Regions from separate parts of the Homo sapiens genome. Here region 2 is linked to region 1. A link is a loop called in an ENCODE intact Hi-C map of the cell type or tissue named here. Cell type or tissue: PC-9. All regions are shown on one strand. Each heading gives the region's core, and the rest is flanking DNA. Links, peaks and the distances in the headings are about the cores only. Region 1 has its middle 520 kb from the start of MIR5702. Region 2 has its middle 250 kb from the start of MIR5702.

Region 1 (9,463 bases), core at 1,057-9,056:
AGGGTCACTCAGCAGGTTTATTTTTGCTATTCTGCTGGCCTTTCCTCCCTGGCCATGGCCCAGAACACTCCAGGCTCTGTCATCGTTTTGCACCGCACAGAGCAGCCCATTGGCCTTAATACCTGAAGCCACAGCTGTATTTCAGGACCTGTTATAATCAACCTCAGGCTTCCTAAGGCATTGCTTTTCCTCTCTGCCTTCTACAAAAGGTGACAGATGGCACTATTACATCACATTCAGCTTTTGGGGGAAGTAAGCTTAATAAACTATGCAATAATCTCTATCAGAGCCCAAGAAAACAATGGGCCAGGGAGTCAGAGATCAGCTGCCCAATTTCTCAAAAAGGAAATAGATTGATTCCAGTAAATCTAGCCCTGCGAAGACAAGGAAACGTGGTATTCTTTATCACCCCCATTCAGCAACACCAGCAATTTGAGCTTTGCATTTTCCTATTATGTTACCTGGAAAGTCACTAGTAAATACAGATGGATATTAAAATAGTTTGTGTTCAGGATAACATAAAGTAATGTAATAATATGAACAAGAGTAGATTAAATGTAAATGTAATAAAATCACAGTGCCAACACTCTGTCATAAGACACGGAAAGGAGCACAACATACTTGACATGTTTTCAGGGTAGGCATTGCAAATCCTCAAATTACAAAATTTTTCTGTATTATGATGTGTCTTGGATAATTAGAGAAAACATAATTTGAGATCAGAAAACTTGAATTTTAATCCTGGCTTTGCCACTAGTTAGTGTTAACCTAAATAACAGACAGAGAGAGACTCTCTAAAACAGAATGATATTTATTCAGTAATGGTTATTGCAATGAAAATACCCATTCCATAGTAAACTGTATGTGTATTCAAGGAGGTAAAGGAAGACAAAGTTTTTTCTTAAAAAAAAAGTTACGTAGCTCTTTTGAGAAAATTATCCTTGGCTATAAGGATCAGCAACAAGTATGATGTCAGTTTGATGTTGGACAGGCAATTGTTGGGCAAATGACCTGGTGAGTTTTGTTTTTTTTGTTTGTGTGTTTGTAAGGTTGCAATGGCCTTTGTGCAAGGTTGTGGTGTTTGCAGAGTCTTTTGTGGTAGCCTTGTTATCAGGCATTCACGCATGAGAAACCTTTTTCATGGCCTTCCTTGGCCCTATTTGTCTGTTTTTAACACAAGTGATTCCATTTGCATTCACTTTCACATTAGCTATCTTCTCTTTGGCAAATCACTTATCTTTCTTGGTACTTCAGTATCTTTGCTACAGAATGGGAAGAAAGAGTTCTCACTAGATGATCTACAAGATCCCTTCCAATTCTGAATTTTTTTATTCATATGTAACCCACCAAGGCTTCACCATCCTGCAAATATAAATGAGGTCATGTATATGCTGACATTGCAGTTACGTAAACTTATTAGCCTCCATTTGCTGAACTGCGGGCCCTCAGCACCCATGCTATTTTCTGCAAAGTTAGCCCCAGCTATTTCTGGCTAAGGTGGCATAGCAAGTGTTGGTTGGGTTCTATCTTGATCCTCTGAAGTTTCTTTTACTGTTTCTGTGTGTCCACCCCCAACTTCTGAGAGCTTTGTTTCTAAGGTGTAACACCTGCAGTTTTCTTCAGAGTACTATATCCTTGGGCTAGCTGAGCTCTTTTGCCTGCTCACCAAATGCCCGGAGGCCTTGAGACAATGGCTGACTTAAATTAGTGAGGCAGTTTCAGAGCCCAACTCCCTTGTTGCAAAAAAGCACAAACTCTGTGGTGTCAGGAGCCTTCTGTGAGGGTCCTCATCCTCATCCTGAAGACCCTCACAGAACCTCACCTGAGATCCTTTTCGCCCTGTTTTTCCTATTCTCTGGGATGTTTCATGGATGCTTTGGAAAAATCCCCCTTTCTCTTCTCAGCTGGCATTCTCCTGGATGTTTTCTGTCTGCAAGCCACTTGAGGGCTGTGCCTTGTGGGGTCATGGCTGGAGGTGACCTCACTGGGCACACTGCTACTCTACCAAGGATGTGGCCTTCCAGGGCATCCCCAGACGGCAAATATGCCAGATATCAAGGGGCACTGCCTCCTCTCCAGCCCTCTTTGTACCACTTGAATCATGGGGAGCTCTTGTCAGAAATGGGATGTGTTTTTCTCCAGTTGTGTTCTGTTTTGCTATCTACACTCAGAGCTGAGCTGCTGGTTCTCTGCATTTCATAAAGCTTCCTGTGTAATTCAGATCTCTCTCTTTAGTGTGCTCCTATTAGTGGTCAAGCCTAGTCACTGAGAGGAGGCAGGAAAAAAGAAACATCATCCTCGTTTCTCCATCTTCCCATCTCTGTCCTCTACATGCTACGTTTTGCAGGTAGATTCCTGAAGAGCTACTGGCATCACGTTCAATCTAATTTCTTGTTGCTAACATTTGAAATCATCTTCTAGATGTAGATAGATCAGAACTCAAAATCTAGCACTTCATGGTCTCTCTCTAATGCTGTCTTATCACCAAGACAATCAACTTCATAAAAATGGTCCACCCAAAACAGGTGAGTGGAAAAACCACTTCATTTATAGGACAGCTACATTTTTTTTAATCTGCTAATATAAAGTGATGAGTAACTAATTTATTTTCATAGATTTTACCTTAAATCCTCATCCGGATGTACATTTCCTTTTTTGTTACATTCTTCAAGAATCCATGAAGTAATAATATTCATTAATTTTATATTTGTTACTCGATAATGACAAACAAATGTTCATTGAGCATCTCCAGGAGGACATTTTAATTTATCTAGTACTGAAATAATACCAATAGTCCTATTTGTTCTGGGGCTCCTCAGACAAACTTGGGCAAGGTAGAAGACATCCAGGTTAGTGGTACAAAACCTAGATTAGAAATAGCACCATTAGGCAGGGTGCAGTGGCTCACACGTGTAACCTCAGCACTTTGGGAGGCCGAGGAGGACTGATCACCTGAGGTCAGGGGTTTGAGACCAGCCTGGATCAACATGGTAAAAACCTTTCTCTATCAAAAAAATACAAAAATTAGCTGAGTGTGGAAGCTGAGGTGGGAGGATGGCTTGAACCTGAAAGGCAGAGGTTGCAGTGAGCCAAGATTGCACCACCGCACTCCAGCCTGGGTGACAGAGTAAGACCCTGTCTGCCACAAAAAAAAAAAAAAAAAAGAAAAAAGAAAAGAAAAACAAACAAACAAAAAAGAAATAAACACCATTAAAACATGACATGCACAGGAAACAAGACTTAATACTCTACCATTAACTTCCTTTTAAATAAGCCACAGTATGCAGGAATAAAAGGGCCATCACATTTGCCTCTTGCTTTTATGTGCAATACATCCTTCACATGAGATCAGCTCCTTTATTTAAATCAACAACATCTTATCAGTATTTTCCTCTTATTTATTGTTTTGTCTTCCTACATCTAAAATAATTATGCATGTCAACGTTTATTAACTAGGCAGTGGAATAGAAAATATAAGTTTTATTTTCAGTATTTTCATTGACTTGTGTGTGAACTGGGTTAGACACTTCATCAGCAGGAAACAATAGCATTTATTATGCTCTATCCTGCAAGGAACCTGGTTTTAGGTATTCTGATAAAGTAATTTTTCTGGGGAAAAGGCATGGTTTCTGTTTATAATCTAAGAAAGCAATGTAGAGGCAGACAGAACAAGCATTGTTCAAACACATACAACCTGCTTTTAAATACACATTCTTCATATGGCTTTTATAAAATTTTCCTTTGGTAATAACTTTTAAGGAGGCAAAAAGTTGGCAAGAATAAGATTAAATCAAAATGCCCTAAATAATATGGCCAAAGTCACTTTAGAGAAATGGTTCTTAAACTTGGGGGAGGGGGATCATCAATTCCAGAAAAAAAAATCTGTGTGTATAAATATCGACATTTGGTAGAAAATATTGAGATTTTCAGATCTCCTTTTTTGAACCCCAATTTAAGAACTCCAATTACAGTTTTCCAGAAACAGTTTACAAAATGCTCAATCTTGCTAAAATAGAATAATATTTACTAAAACTGTATGACCTTTTCTCCCTTTTCCTTTTCCATTTCTTCACTTTTCTTTCTCCCTAAAAAATTTCTCTCTCTCTGTCTCTCTCTCTCTCTCTCTCTCTTCCTGCCACCTCTCTCTCTCCTCTCTCTCCTTTTGGTCTTCTGTGAGTTAGTTTCAAATACTAAACCACCTACAATTTACTATACTTAACAAGAGTTTTGTAGTAAGGAAACAGAGATGAAAAAAAAACACACACACAAGGCTTTTCATTTCTCCTCTCCCTCCTGCACGTGATGATACTGGATATGACCAACCCTAATCCATATCATATTATCTTCTCCCTGTGCCTTGCCCTAGAGACCACAGCTACCTGGAAGACTTTGCTCTGAAATATAAAAACTTCTGACTTTGGCATCTAGACATTGCTAAGTATGTGTGCACTCACTCTCCATGAGGAGTGTCTCATCTCAGTGTTTCAAGCTATGCTCCTGAATTTCTGTATTATTTAGAGTGACACTAGCTGCTGTAACTAAACACCCAACCCCCAATATTTCACTGGCTTAACCCATGAAAAGTTAATTTCTTGCCCAGAATAGATGTTCTGTTCACAATAGTTCAGAGCAAATGCTCCTGTCCTCTATGAGTGAGTCAGGACTGTTCTTTCTGGTCATTCAGGACCCAGCATGGCATGGAAAAAAAAAAAAGAGGGCAGGACTGGCCCATCTGTGGCTTAACCCCTAGGCCTGGAAGTGCCACAATCATTCCCACACATGTTATTGTAAGTGAAAACCAGTCACATGGCACCTAGAAGTGAATAGATGGGCCGGACATAGTGGTTCACTCCTGTAATCCCAGCACTTTGGGAGGCTGAGGCAGGAGGATGGCTTGAGGCCGGGAATTTGAGACCAGCCTGGGCAATATAGCAAGACCCTATCTCTACAAAACCGTTTTTGAAAATTACCTGGGCATGGTGGCACATGCCTGGAGTCCCAGCTCTTCAGGCTAGGCTAAAGGATCACTTGAGCTTAGGAGTTTGATGCTGCAGTGAGCTATGACCATGCCACTGCACTCCAGCCTGAGCAACAGAGTGAGATCCCATCTTAAAAAATAATAATAATGAAGAGGTGAAGATGGAGCTGGAAATCCTAGTCTTTGTCCTGGCAGCTGCTTCCAGCAACAATTCTACACTGTGGAAGGTCACCATGGATTTTTGGTGAACTGCCAGCCATCTTTGCTTAGCACCTTTTTGATAAGCAAGGTGTTTCTCATCCTGCTTTGCTTAGGAATCACCGTTATGCACTACCCAGGTGTATATTTGTTGTTTGTTGCTGTGAAAAATAATTTCCCAAAATTTCATGACTTAAAACAACAAATACTTTGTATCTCATGTTTTCTATGAGTCAAGAGTGTTGATGTGGCTCAACCGGATGCCCGTGGCTCACGGTCTTTCATAGACATCAACAGACACTGCAGGGAGGATCCACTTACAAGCTCACTTTCCTGGCCACTTGCAGGCCTCACTTCCTCACTGGCGGTTGGTGGTAGATACAGGTGCCTGGCCACTAAGGTCTTTCCACTGGGAAACTCACAACTTGGCAGCTGGCTTCCACTGTAATGAGCCATCAAGAGAGTGAGAAAGGAAACTCAAGGTAGAATTCACCATATTTTGTAGCCTATTCTTGTTAGTTTCATCCTGTGAAATTAAATAATTCAAACTTAAAGCTGTTGGAACTTTAAATTATTTTAAACCTTAAGAGGAATGTGGCTATGTGGCCTGAGTCACAAAGCATGAAGCTGCAAGTTCTGCTTTTCTGATTATAGATCATATCTCTTCCTCATTCTTGCCCTGTAAATGATTAGGAAAGGCTGAACGGCACCAGAGATAAGACCCATCAAAACCATTACCCCTCCCTACAGAAAGTTAAGGCAGTTTTCCTCCGAATGTAACCAATCAAATCACTATAACACATGTACTAACCTGTTTTGAAAAATGCTGCAACCTTGTTAAGCTTCTCTGTCTTCGCCTATATAAATGAAACCTTACTTTCCCCACCTTGGAATGCTGACCCATTCTTTTGGAGTCTGTGTTTCCCAGGTGGCTACTCTTAAGCTCTGCACTCAAATAAACTTTATACTTAGTCATATTTCCCAAATCTCATCTTTTAAGGTTGATGATGTCATCAATATTGCTGCATTGTTTTAATTTGGAGCGAGTCACAGGTCCAATTCATGCTCAAACAAAGATCAGTACACAAGGTTATGAGTAGCAGGGAGCAGTGATGAGGGATCATGTTCCAGGTTGCCCACTGACCACAGGTGTGGGCAGAGAAGGCTCTCTATCTGTAGTCTCTAGCATTTAAAAATATGTAAACATCTCTCAACTTGTTTTGGTAACAGGAATGTAAGAAGGTGTCTAGACATCTAATTCTTTTCTAAAATAGAACTGGGAAAAGAGCCCGCCTGGTAGAAAGTAGTGGGTGATCAGGGTGGCCAGTTCAGGAGCCTGCACAGATTGGAGGCTCTTCTGGAACATGTGGCTGAGGCTGGGTTTTCTTGTTGCTCTCCTGTATGTCACAGTCTCACATATTTATTTTCTTTAATTAAATTTATGTATTTTTGCTTCATATTACTTTTTTTTTTTTTACCTTAACTTTAACAATGAAAATTTCAAGATCCAGTAAATGGTCTAAGACAGGAGAAAATGGTAAAATATTTATATTCAACATATAGGCCCATTGAAAGCTGTGTTCTTTTCACTTAATAATTGACATATGCAAATTTTTAAATACCATAATTGCTTTACACTCTATTCATTATTTTAATTTTTTTCAATTCTTAATTTTAAAACATTGTTTTTATTCTAGTAAAAGAGAATTAGAATTTATCATTTTAACTTTTTTTTTTCCTTTTTTCTTGAGATGGAGTTTTGCTCTTGTTGCCCATGCTGGAGTGCAATGGCGCAATCTTGGCTCACTGCAACCTCTGCCTCCCGGGTTCAAATGATTCTCCTGCCTTAGCCTCCCGTATAGATGGGATTACAGGCATGTGCCACCATGCCTGGCTAATTTTGTACTTTTTTAGTAGAGACAGGGTTTCATCATGTTGGCCAGGCTGGTCTCGAACTCCTGACCTCAGGTGATCCACCCGCGTTGGCCTCCCAAAGTGCTGGGATTACAGACGTGAGCCACCGCACCCGGGTATTTTCACCATTTTTAGGCATACAATTCAGTGGCATTAAATATGTATATATTTTGTGCAACCACTACTACAAACCATTGCCAGAACTTTTTCATCTTCCCTGAGTGACACTCTGTACCCCTTACTGATTTTTATAACAGGGTTCTAATCACTTAACTGTCATTTTCTTCTCTCTCCTTAAAAATCTTTTTGACTTTGATTCTTTTTCTAATTTATATAGTCTTTGGCTTCCTATCTAAAAAGCAGCTGTTCATTCTTAAAAATAATCAAGAGATTAGAGTTTTATTCAGTTTTATTTAAGGAGATAATATGACTAGGAGTTTCGTTCCATTATATTCAAGAAGCTAAGATGGTTTAACTCCTTGGCTGCTCCTAGCACCTCAAAACCATAGCTGGGTGTATTTCAATGACACCTGCAGGTTTAACTTGCTCTAGTCCATGAGACCTTATTAAACTCCTAAGAATAATAAATAACAACAATCTACATGTTTAGCTGAGCCACTCTTTATTCATCTCTTTTGTAGCTAAGTCGCTCTTTTCATCCTGATTCTAGTGAATAGACCTTTGCTTTATTCTTCGTGACCACGTATCAGGGTTCTAGGAGCCAGGCATTTTCTTCCAGAACTTTCTACCTGTTGCTCTGGTTCCCATGACCAGCTCCAAGCGTGCTCTTCCCAGAGTTTGAGGGAGGTACAGACATGTACATGAAACTCCATTGCTTTGTCTCTACTTCTTGTCATCAGAGCCCTTTCTTATCCTCTCTACTATCTCACACCTGGATCTTTCTGGATCCTCTATCTTGTCAAATGGAGCTTTCTTATCTCTGGGTCCTGACCATTCTTTTTTGTCTATCCTGCTGAAGCCCAAACCTATGCTCTGTTACTTTCTGTCTTTCACATTCTTCTGGGACAGTAAAACCATTTTGAGTTTGGACCAAAAGATGAATACTTTTGGTCATAGCATTCAAAATGGAATGAATACTGTTCCTTCCAGAAGGAAGAGGTAAGAAGAACTCGTTTTTGATGCATGTGTCTAAATTCTAATTCTGTATGTCCAACATAGACTGTTATTTGTCCAACTAAAATCTGTTCTGCTTTTTCCAGAGTACTAGTGTATATCTGGGTGCTGAGTTGCTTAGGCACACCACATCTTCCTGCCTCTTGGTAGTGAGGTGTGGCCATGCAACTAAATTCTCATCAATGGGATATGAGCAGAAGTCAAATGTGTAGCTTCTGCCTTACTTCCTTAGAAAACACTTGCTCTGAAACCACTCTTCACTTGTCTTTCTGCTAGCTGAAAATGAGAACAAGAGAGTTCCCTTGGAAGCTACATTGGAGATGACAGAACTGCCTTTCTGTCCAAAGCATGGCTTCCTGAAATAGAAGCCACCTTCCTGCTCTGTGCCATGAAGAGACACAAAATAAACTTCTGTTTTGCTGAACCATGATCTTTGGGTCTCCTTGTTACATCAACTCAGATTTCATTCTAGTGGCTACAACATAATTGATAGAAATCTTATAATTGCTCATTGGTTAACAGATCCAAATATTTCTCATTTTCTCCACAGGTTTGGGTAGCTTTTTGAAGGCTAATTGTATTTAAATAAGAAATAATTAAAATATTGCATATGCTAGAAATCAGTCAAACTTCTGCTTTGTTATTTGCCTCTCTGCTACTTCTTTCTCAGTAGGCAGGATGGGGGACAGGAGAAACATTAGGTGACACTTGGGCTTCACGGGCTGAAGTCAATTTTATCTTCCAGATATAATAATGATTGATTATCACTCAATTTTCAAGATATGGCAATATGCTGACATGAGAACCAAATCACTTGTTAAAGGAATCTGATTGACCATATTACATTCTCATGGACAGATATTGCATATATAATTTTCACAGCAGCTGCTTGCATTTTTTTAGGCAGCAGACATTGAATTAAACTGAAGAAGCAAGTACAGAGAGTGGCAAATGTCTAAGGCAAATGGCAAAGTGAACTGAGTCAATTATTATTTTAAAAGCTTCATGATTTTTAGACAATGATGTTCTTAGAAAGAATATAAGGAACTTCTCTATGAATGGTTCCTAATCTATTCAAGGCCACAGGCTGCCCCAGGAAGCTGATGAAACTTTGGACCCTTTTCCTAGACAAATGTATAAGGTAACAAATTTTGCAAACAACGTGAGATGGCTCACAAACACCCACCAGCCCAGGCACATCCATGGATCACAGATTAAGAACATACTTTTATAGGGGAA
Region 2 (9,463 bases), core at 527-8,526, 270 kb after region 1:
GTGAGTGGGATGAAGTAATGTGCTTAAGATTACACATGCAGTAAACTGCAGGGAAAAATCTATTTCTAACTTCAATTCATTTATGTATTGAATTTATTCAAGTATTTATTGAATGTCTACTGCATACTGAATCCTGGACTGTACTGTGAAGTGAAGATACAACTGAAAGCAAGGATGTCAGGTCTCTGCCCACACAGAATTTTCCTTCTACTAAGATGATACAGAAAGTGACAGAGAAAATAGATAAGATAATTTCAGATATTGACAGAAAGCAAGAACATAATAGAGAACAATGTCAGGGGACAACCTAAGAAAGTACTAGAAACGCCTCTTTGAGGAAATGGCATTTGAAGTGAACTGTGAATGACAGAAAAGACCGTAGGAAGTAAATACTTATGGGCAAAGAATTCTAGGAGGGTTCTTCAAAGAAGAAAGATTGTAACCTGTAACTTCTCAAAGCAATATTTAGAAGACTAATTTTCTAATTATCTACTTTATTGCCAGGATTTCAGAAGAAAACAAGTCTTTGATTTAAGTGATTCTGATTCAAAATGATACAAAAAGTTTTTTTAAAAAGAGAGAAGAAAGTCAAATGCCAAAAATTTTAAGCTCACCTGTCTCCTAGTAACCTTTATACCCAAAATAATATTTCTAGATCCTATTTTTAGAAATAGGCATGAAAGAAGTAATATGCCTATAATCACTCATCAACATTTCCTAAAAAGGAAACACAAAGAATAGGGGGAAAAAAAATAAAACAAAAAGCTTAGAGGTTAGCAGATCTGGAGTCTTTGGTATCCAGACATGATTTATGTCACAAACAAAAGCAGTAAGCTTGGACCACAATACAGAAGTGGAAGCTGGGAGAACTCAGAGCTTTGTAACTTCCCTAATAAATCACAATTACCAAAACATCAATGATAAATAGCTAGAATCTCAGCGTATTTAATAGCTTTCGCCATTTGTTGGCTTGTTGATCACTTGGTTCTTTTCTTCAAAAACTGGTGTTGGGTAGCTCAACCCCAACACATTAATGTTGAATTGTGAACCCTTGGAGACACCAGTTATAAAATTTAAAAGGAATTTACTATTATAAACAAGACTGGAGCACTGGGGAAAATTCTCTTGCATGAATCTATCCCACATTTTAGGAGAGGAAAAAGACTCCAAGATAGCTTTAGATTAAAAAAAGAGATGTTTAAAAACTCAAAAAAGAACTTAAAGAAAGAATGAAAGGAACATTGCTGGTTTTCATTTTTCAATGAGAATGTCTCCAAAAGAGCAATTAAGTAAGTTATTGGTGTGTCAATTTAAAAAAAAAAACTCAAAAGAACAGGTAAAACATTAGAGTTATCAATAAATCCAATAGAAAATGTTTTCACATAGACATAAATTTTTCTAAAATTTTAATATTTTCTTCTTGCGGAATGACTGCAATAACATTTACATGGTTTCTTCTAGTATCATTATGAAGCAGCATTGGTATCCCCATTTCTGAGATGGTAACAACTGAGACATTAAGGTTATTGAGGACAAACATAAAATGAGAAAATGCCGGAATCAGAATTAAATATAAAAATCTTTGTTTTTAGTAATTTCTTTATATCTACTTAACCAAAGTTATTTCTTTTACACTGCTAAAATATATTGGTTGACCATAACTTTAGCATTGGCTTGACAAAGTAACACCTGAATATAAATCTATACACCAATAGGATTTCCAGTTCTTCCTAAAGTTGAACCCAACACTTAGAGTCAATGCTGCTTCCGTAACTCACGCAAAGCAATCCTTCAGTCATCATGAATGGGATTCCATTCATAGCAAGAGTCTGCTCACCATCACTCTAAAATCCATTTCCGTTTTTGTCCCCACTGATTTCAATGAGAATTACAGTCAGGAGAAAGGTTTTTAATGAACCATGAATTGGTATTGTAAGCTGCTGTGTTTTTATGTAAAAAATGTGTCAGACAAAACTCGTCCTAAGGAGAACAGCTAAGTACATGTAAATGTTTCTCCTTATCACCACCATCTTTGTCTATGCTTTCTAGTTTGTTTTGTTTGGTTTGGTTAAGTTGATAAGTTGATTTGTTGATGGCTTTAAACTCAAACATTGCAGACAGCAACCATTAAAGAAAACACAAGTAGGAAGAGCCCTATCACAAAGTTATTACCACGTGAAATTTACTTCACGTTTTACATACAAAACGTTTGTTCATCCTGCCAGGTTTTTTCCTAAATTTGAACTACACTGCTAAATGTAGCAAGAAACAGACAGAGTTCCATGCAGCCCCAAAAGTGGGTGGATTACAGTTTATTTCAATTCTCCAAGAATTCTCTATTCTAAACTCATCTCACACATTTGATTTTATGAGTTGAAGTTTTAACTTAAAAATTAAACACAGATTATTGATAATGCGTACTTGAAACTAGTAAAACAAAATGTTTCCTGCTATTATATATAAGATGACTGCTCACCTGATCACCTACCCTTTCCAAAACACATAATCTAATTTACTGGCACATAAAATCCCCAATCAAGATATTCTTTTTAAACTATATGTCTTTGATTTTTTTTCCATAGGTATACACCAACTTACAGGTGTAAGTGAATGTCTTCCTTCCAACCCTTTTTTCTTTTTGCCTAGTTTTCCATTGCCACCACGATTACCACTAACCAAGCAACCATGAGACGCCATTATAGATTTCTATGGATCTTTCTAGAAGTTCTGAGGTATACATATACATACTGCAAACTGTGCCCTTTTAATTTACATAATTGCTAGCATATGACTACAAATACCCCAGGGCTCTGTATTTCTTTTGTTCTATTCTGTAGGATCATTCTCTGCACACACATGAAGAGCTTACTCATTTTTTTTTAATAAGGGCTTAAGGCAACTCATCCTGAGGGCTGCCTCTTGTTTTAACAAGAACCAAATGAAAACACCTAACTGAGTTATTTCATTTATAAAGTCCTGCTTCCTGCTTCTACACTGGGTTCTTACAATTTTCCCCAGCCATGTGGTGAAGTCCCAGCCCCACCTTTACCTTCTCCCTCATATTTCAGCTGCCATTTTGGGTCTTGGCTATTGTCTGTGCATGCTTTTTCTTAGTTAGTCTGTTCTCACACTGTTCTAAAGAAATACCTGAGACTGGGTAATTTATAAAGAAAAGAGGTTTAATTGGCTCACAGTTCCACAGGCTGTACAGGAAGCATGGCTGGGGAGGCCTCAGGAAACTTACAATCATGATGGAAGGCAAAGAGAAGGAGGCAGGTCTTCATATGGCCAGAGCAGGAGAAAGAGAGAGGGAGCGGGGAGGTGCCACACACTTTCAAACAACCAAATCTCATGAGCATTCACTATCACAAGAGCAGCACCAAGGGGGAAATCCAACCTCATGATCCAATCACCTCCCACCAGGCCCCACCTCCAATACTGAAGATTACAATTTCACATGAGAGTTGGGCAGAGACAGGACCCCAGCCATATCACTGCCTAAGTACCCAGCTCTCAGGCCTTCTGATTTCTGCCTGAATTGACCCCTGTTAACTATGAATGGTTTTTTTTTTTGATTGATTGAATTGTAATAACCAATTTCTTCCCTATTTAATTTAATCACAGTTCATTAATATGTTATAGTGCTTTTAAGAAGATCTTTTTTTTAAGTTATATTTTAAGTTCTGGGGTACACGTGCAGAAGGTGCAGGTTTGTTGCATAGGTATACACATGCCATGGTGGTTTGCTGCACTCATCAAGCCATCATCTACATTAGGTATTTCTAATGCTATCCCTCCCCTAGTCCCCCACCCCCCAACAGGCCCCGATGTGTGATGTTCCCCTCCCTGTGTCCATGTGTTCTCATTGTTCAACTCCCACTTATAAGTGAGAACATGTGGTGTTTGGTTTTGAATTACATGACCCATTAGTAATCACTGGTCCAGACTTTTTCCTGTCTTTCTAAACTATTCATTTGGAATACCAACTACCTTTCAGCACTTCTTATCTCAGTTGTTGATTCCAAGTAAAATGCCAGGGTACACATACATATCTTTTTTCCCATGGGCCCAGATTATCAGATTATCATGTTACTTCTTTCCGTTTTTTTTTCTTTTTTTTTTTTTTTTGAGTACTATTGTTGACTTTAAGTGGTGTCTTTTCTCTCACATACTTAAGTTTGGCTTTAAATAATTCCCAGAGCCAAGTCCCTCCGCTAAACTATGAAAATACTGCTAGGAGGGTTTATTAGTTAAAGTTCTCCAAAGAAATGGAACCAATATGTTATTTTATATATACTTCCCACATTGGTTCTGTTTCTCTGGTGTGTGTGCGTGTGTGTGTGTGTGTGTGTGTGTATACACACACACACACACACACACACACACACATACATATGGAGAGAGAGAGAGATTGTAAGGATTTGGCTCACACGACCATAGAGACTGAGAAGTCCCCGAATTTGCTGTGTGCAAGCAAAAGGCCCAGAAAAGCCAGTGGCGTAACTCCAGTTTGAGTGCAAAAGCTTGAGAGCCAGGGCACCAAAGGTGAAGATCCAAGTTCAAGGGTAGGACACCCATACCTGCACTCACAGACAGCCAGGAAGGGGGTGCGTCTTCCCTTCCTCCTCTTTTTGTTCTATTTAGGCCCTTAATGAATTGGATACTATCCTCTCACCCTAAGGAGTGCGATCTACCTTACTAAATTTACCAATTCAACTTGTCAAGGCTAATCTCATCTGGAACACCCCACAGACACACCCAGAAATAACACTTAACCTGGGTACCCTGTGGCCTAGTCAGGTTGACACACAAAATTAACCATCACAGGAATCAATTTCTGTGACTAGCCCCTTTCAAAACTTTTGTTACATACTTCCTGAAAAAGCTTTCAGCATCTCTTAGACAGTTTACGACATCATCTGAAACACAGAAATGACGCTTAAAAAGCAGCCATTTACTACAGGACCCTAGGTTCACCTGCCTCATGAATAATTCTACACTCCTGTTACTTATTTTCTAGGAAAAGATAAAAGGTGGTATTCATCCTTCCCTTTTTCCTCACACTGTAATATTACTTGTCAATTAACTTAATGCTCTGCTTACCCTTGAGGTAGCCTCAGGGTACTAGCAGATGTGTTTTGTTTAAAGGGTACGCTAAAACTACAAAAAAAAAACAGAAGTCATCTTAGCCTCTTCATTGCTTCTCTTAGTTAATGGCAGCACCATGCTCCCAGACACAGAAGACTAGAAACTGATAAACATCTTCAGTGTCTCCACATCTTTCACTTCAACATTAAATCAGAATTCTCAATGCCTTTGAAATCAAAGACACTGTTCAGTCCCACAGACACTGACCTCGCTCAAATTCCTTCTACCTCTAATGTTTAACTTCCTTAACCCAACTTCCAGGTAGGCCTCTGGAAAGACAAACAGCTACTTTCCCCATGTCTTCTTCCTCTTCTAAGAGGAGGGACACACATTTAATGAGTCAGACTCCAAGCATGTGCCTGGCCTACACATGCAGGGTTATTGTGGATTAATCATCACATCCACAGGTGTGGCTCTTTTCTTCTTTCTTTCTTTCTCCTTTTATGGCCAAGGAATAGCGAAGTGGCCCAAGCCTTTCTGCACAAGGAAGAGATCGAGTCATCTAGTTGTCTTGCTCTTTCATGTATATTTAAGCCATTAGACTCAAAAGTTATTGTCGTTGAGGCAAGTTGGATCACAGCATCCAAGTTACAGTCTAGGCTTAGGAACAGCAAGAAGGTTTCTTGGGCTTCTTGTCTACATGCCATGTTGCAAGCCCATCTTAACAGAGTTATTGGCATTGTGGAGTTGTTGACAAAAAGTCCAACCAAAAAAAAATATTATTTTGCTTTTCTTTGCATTTGACCCCAAGCATGAACATTTCCCTCAGCAACCTTACGAGATGAGTGGTTTTGATCTTGTGAAGATTAGTATACCAGACTACCAGTCCTAATGGTCCTCAAAATCATAAAAGACATGATCCTATTGTTCATATCCAATCACGCCAGATTCTTTTGTGAACCATCTGATGTCCTGCTTGCCTCCATTGGGTACTGCATGGCACTTAAGCCTATAGGATGTCATTTAAGACCATCCAATATCCAGGTTGAAATCTATCTTTACAATTTTTTTATACACTGACCCTGAACCCATGAATCCACCACCATGAACTTCTTAAATGGATCCTTCTTAGGCCTCCATGCGTATCTTATGTTGTTTCTCCTTCCAGGAAGCTTTCCCTAAATCTTGATTTTTCACTCACCATATTCAATTCTTCCATATTTATTCACTGAGTATCTTGTGTGTAGCAGCCACTGAGCCAGGTTTCATGGAGGTTTAAGGCATATAAGATATTCAGGCCGGGCGCGGTGGCTCAAGCCTGTAATCCCAGCACTTTGGGAGGCCAAGGAGAACAAATCATGATGTCAGGAGATCGAGACCATCCTGGCTAACACAATGAAACCCCGTCTCTACTAAAAATACAAAAAATTAGTCAGGTGTGGTGGCAAGTGCCTGTAGTCCCAGCTACCTGGGAGGCTGAGGCAGGAGAATGGCGTGAACCCGGGAGGCAGAGGTTACAGTGAGCCGAGATCGCCCACTGCACTCCAGTCTGGGTGACAGAGTGAGACTCCAACTCAAAAAAAAAAAAAAGATATTCAAAGTCCCACAAAATGTGTATATTTCCCAATTTTATTACTGAATGATAGGCCTCTTGGGGAAAGATACTAGTTTTATTCATTCCTGTATTCTTCCATTACCTTGAAAAGAGGCATATATACAGATGATTTTTATATAATTAGTTAAATACCATATTGTCACATGGGAAAGTCAGGCTTGGAGTCTAGAGTTGATAGCAAATTTGTAATATTAAGTAACATTTTTACTCTACTTATTTTGTCCCAAACACAGTCTGTTCCAAACAAATTGCATGCATTTCCCTCTCAACATCCCTATATGGCAGGTAATATTATTATTTCCATCTATACAGATGAGGAAACTGAAACAGATAGAGGTTAAACAACTTGCCCAAGGTGACACAATGGGCACGTGGAAAGCCAGACCATCCATGTTTATAGTGGAGGGATGGACAGTAGCTTTCTGTTTCACAGGATGGTTTCTGGAAGGCTCTAGTCTGACTATTTCTCTTGCCATTTCTTAGAAGAGTAGAGATCCAGGGACATACCAGACCAACCAGTCACAATGTTAGAAAGAAAAGTACCCCTGAAAAAGATGATGAGAGAATCAAAATTGCTGACTACAGTACAAAAAGCCCTTAAATTGAGATTCCAAAGACTTCAGGTTTTGTCCTGGCTTTGCCACTTATGAAGTGGGTAATTTTGGATAAGTCACCCCATGATCCTCATTTTTCTCATCTGGAAATGGGATAATAATGATGGCTTTGTATGATCATGGAGAAGATCAAATAAGAAGCTAAACAGGAAAACATTTGACATTAACAGATCATTGCAGGAATTAAAGAAACCACTGTTGCTTCACAGTCTTATGGCAGGACTCACTCTGGCTGGTAGGGTTAATAGACAGGGATTTTGTTGAGAGGTCCTAGTGAGGAAGCTATAAATGACAGAAGTTTAGTGCAAGGAGGCCTCGAGTTGCTTCTGTAGTCTGTGGGGATTCAGCTTTTGCTACATTGAGATAGTGAAGGAGAGGGTGAACACAGTCTATTTAACTTCCGAAGTTTTGAGTCAAAAGTCTTTTTCTCTTCATTTTAAGTACCGATCGAGAACTTCTTCTGGTAAATAAAGTGATTTTCACCTAAGTTTAAAATCCAAGTTGATATTTTGTTCTTTTTTTAACTTGAAAGACTTGGGAATCACAGGCCAGAACTGACAACATTCAATGTTCTAAGTAAGAATCTTCATAAGGGATGCAGAAGTCTCCCTAGCAACTTCTTCCAGTTCTTTATATTGAAGCTGAATCTCTCTAGCTGCAGCCCTTGTTCCTGTGGCTTGTTTTAGGAGGGAACAGCTGGTCTGCAATCTCCATATAATATCCATTCATAGATGTATTAAATCGTCATGCATATTATCTGTGTTACGTATTCTGAAAGTAGCAGGCTCTTAGCATTACCAGCAGTCATTTTTCAGTCCTGTGCAAAATATACCCCTGGGAGCTCTTAGCAGATGTTTGGTAAAAATTATTGAAAGAAACATGAAAAAAGGCTTTCCCCTGTTTTGAATCCACACTGAGTCTATCATTCAAAAACAGCCATAAGGCATCTCAAAGTCTCTAAAAATTAGAAAAAAAACACTCTTTTGTGAGTATCCTTGTCCAGGAAAATGACACGCCATAATTAAATTCCAAACAAATATGCCATTTTCTTTACACAGGAGAGCATATTCATATTGCAGCAGTTATGTCTTATGCATGTTAAAATATTATTTATAAAAACTAAAGATTTTGTATATTTTTGCCTCTAAAGTAACAAGCATGATCAGATTTTATGTAACAACCCAAATCAGGAAGCAAAGAAAGAAAAAAACAGAAAGAAAAGAAAGGACAAAAGGAAGAAGGGAGAGGTAAAGAGAGAGAGAGGAAGGAAAGGAAAAACTATTTTTCTTATTACTGTGGTTTAAATGTGTCTCCTCCAAAATTCAGGAGTTGCCAATGTGATATTTTTAAGAAGTGGGACATTTAAGAAGTGATTAGATTTTGAGGGATCCTCACTTATGAATGTGATTAAAGCCCTTATAAAAGAGACTTTATGCAGTTTTTGGTTACCTTGCCCTTCTGCCTTCTGCCATATGAGGATTCAGCAATAAGGTGGAACAGCACAAAGAAATACTAATCCCTGCACCCTTGCACTGCATTCATCATTGCATGGATTCTGTTCCTAATAATGAATACTTTCTTTTCTAATTTGGTTGACACAGACACCATGAGCTTGCTATTGATTTTCCGGAAGTGGACATTTTCTCCTTCCACCCACTGCTGTTCATCTTGTAAGTTCACCAGACAACTGAACTCGCCAGAACCCAGATCTTGGACTTCTCAGCCTCCAGAACTGTGAGAAAATAAATTTCTGGCCAGGTGCAGTGGCTCACACCTGTAATTCCAGCACTTTGGAATGCCAAGGTTGGCAGACTACTTGAGTTCAGGAGTTTGAGACCAGCCTGGCCAACATGGTGAAACCCCATCTCTACTAAAAATACAAAAATTACTAAAAATACAAAAATAAAAAAATACTAAAAAATACTAAAAATACAAAAATTTTGTAAAAATAAAAAAAAAATGGCATCTCACACCTGTAATCCCAGCTGCTCGGGAGGCTGAGGCAGGAGAATTGCTTGAACTCAGGAGGTGGAGGTTGCAATGAGCTGAGATCGCGCCACTGCACTCCAGGCTAGGTGACAGAGCAAGACTCCGTCTCAAAAAGAAGAAAGTAAATTTCTGTTCTTTATAAATCACCCAGTCAGTG

What was found. Hi-C counts contacts between places; a loop is a spot of excess contacts. Peaks named below come from ENCODE experiments on the same cell type or tissue, not always from the same donor. Only the 100,000 strongest peaks of a DNase experiment are listed, where the experiment ranks them.
Region 2: it touches region 1 in a loop (6-fold over the local background); 4 of 110 quality-filtered maps call a loop at or near these places.

The regions. Positions count from the first base shown.
Region 1 is chr2:226,131,436-226,140,898 of GRCh38, forward strand. No RefSeq gene overlaps it. Among named protein-coding and RNA genes, the nearest start is that of MIR5702, 520 kb to the right of the region's middle. In PC-9, for the core only: no CTCF peak of the experiment used is centred there; DNase peaks (open chromatin) are centred at 5,866 and 6,146; H3K27ac peaks cover 1,426 bases.
Region 2 is chr2:226,406,446-226,415,908 of GRCh38, forward strand. No RefSeq gene overlaps it. Among named protein-coding and RNA genes, the nearest start is that of MIR5702, 250 kb to the right of the region's middle. In PC-9, for the core only: no CTCF peak of the experiment used is centred there; a DNase peak (open chromatin) is centred at 5,496; H3K27ac peaks cover 1,909 bases.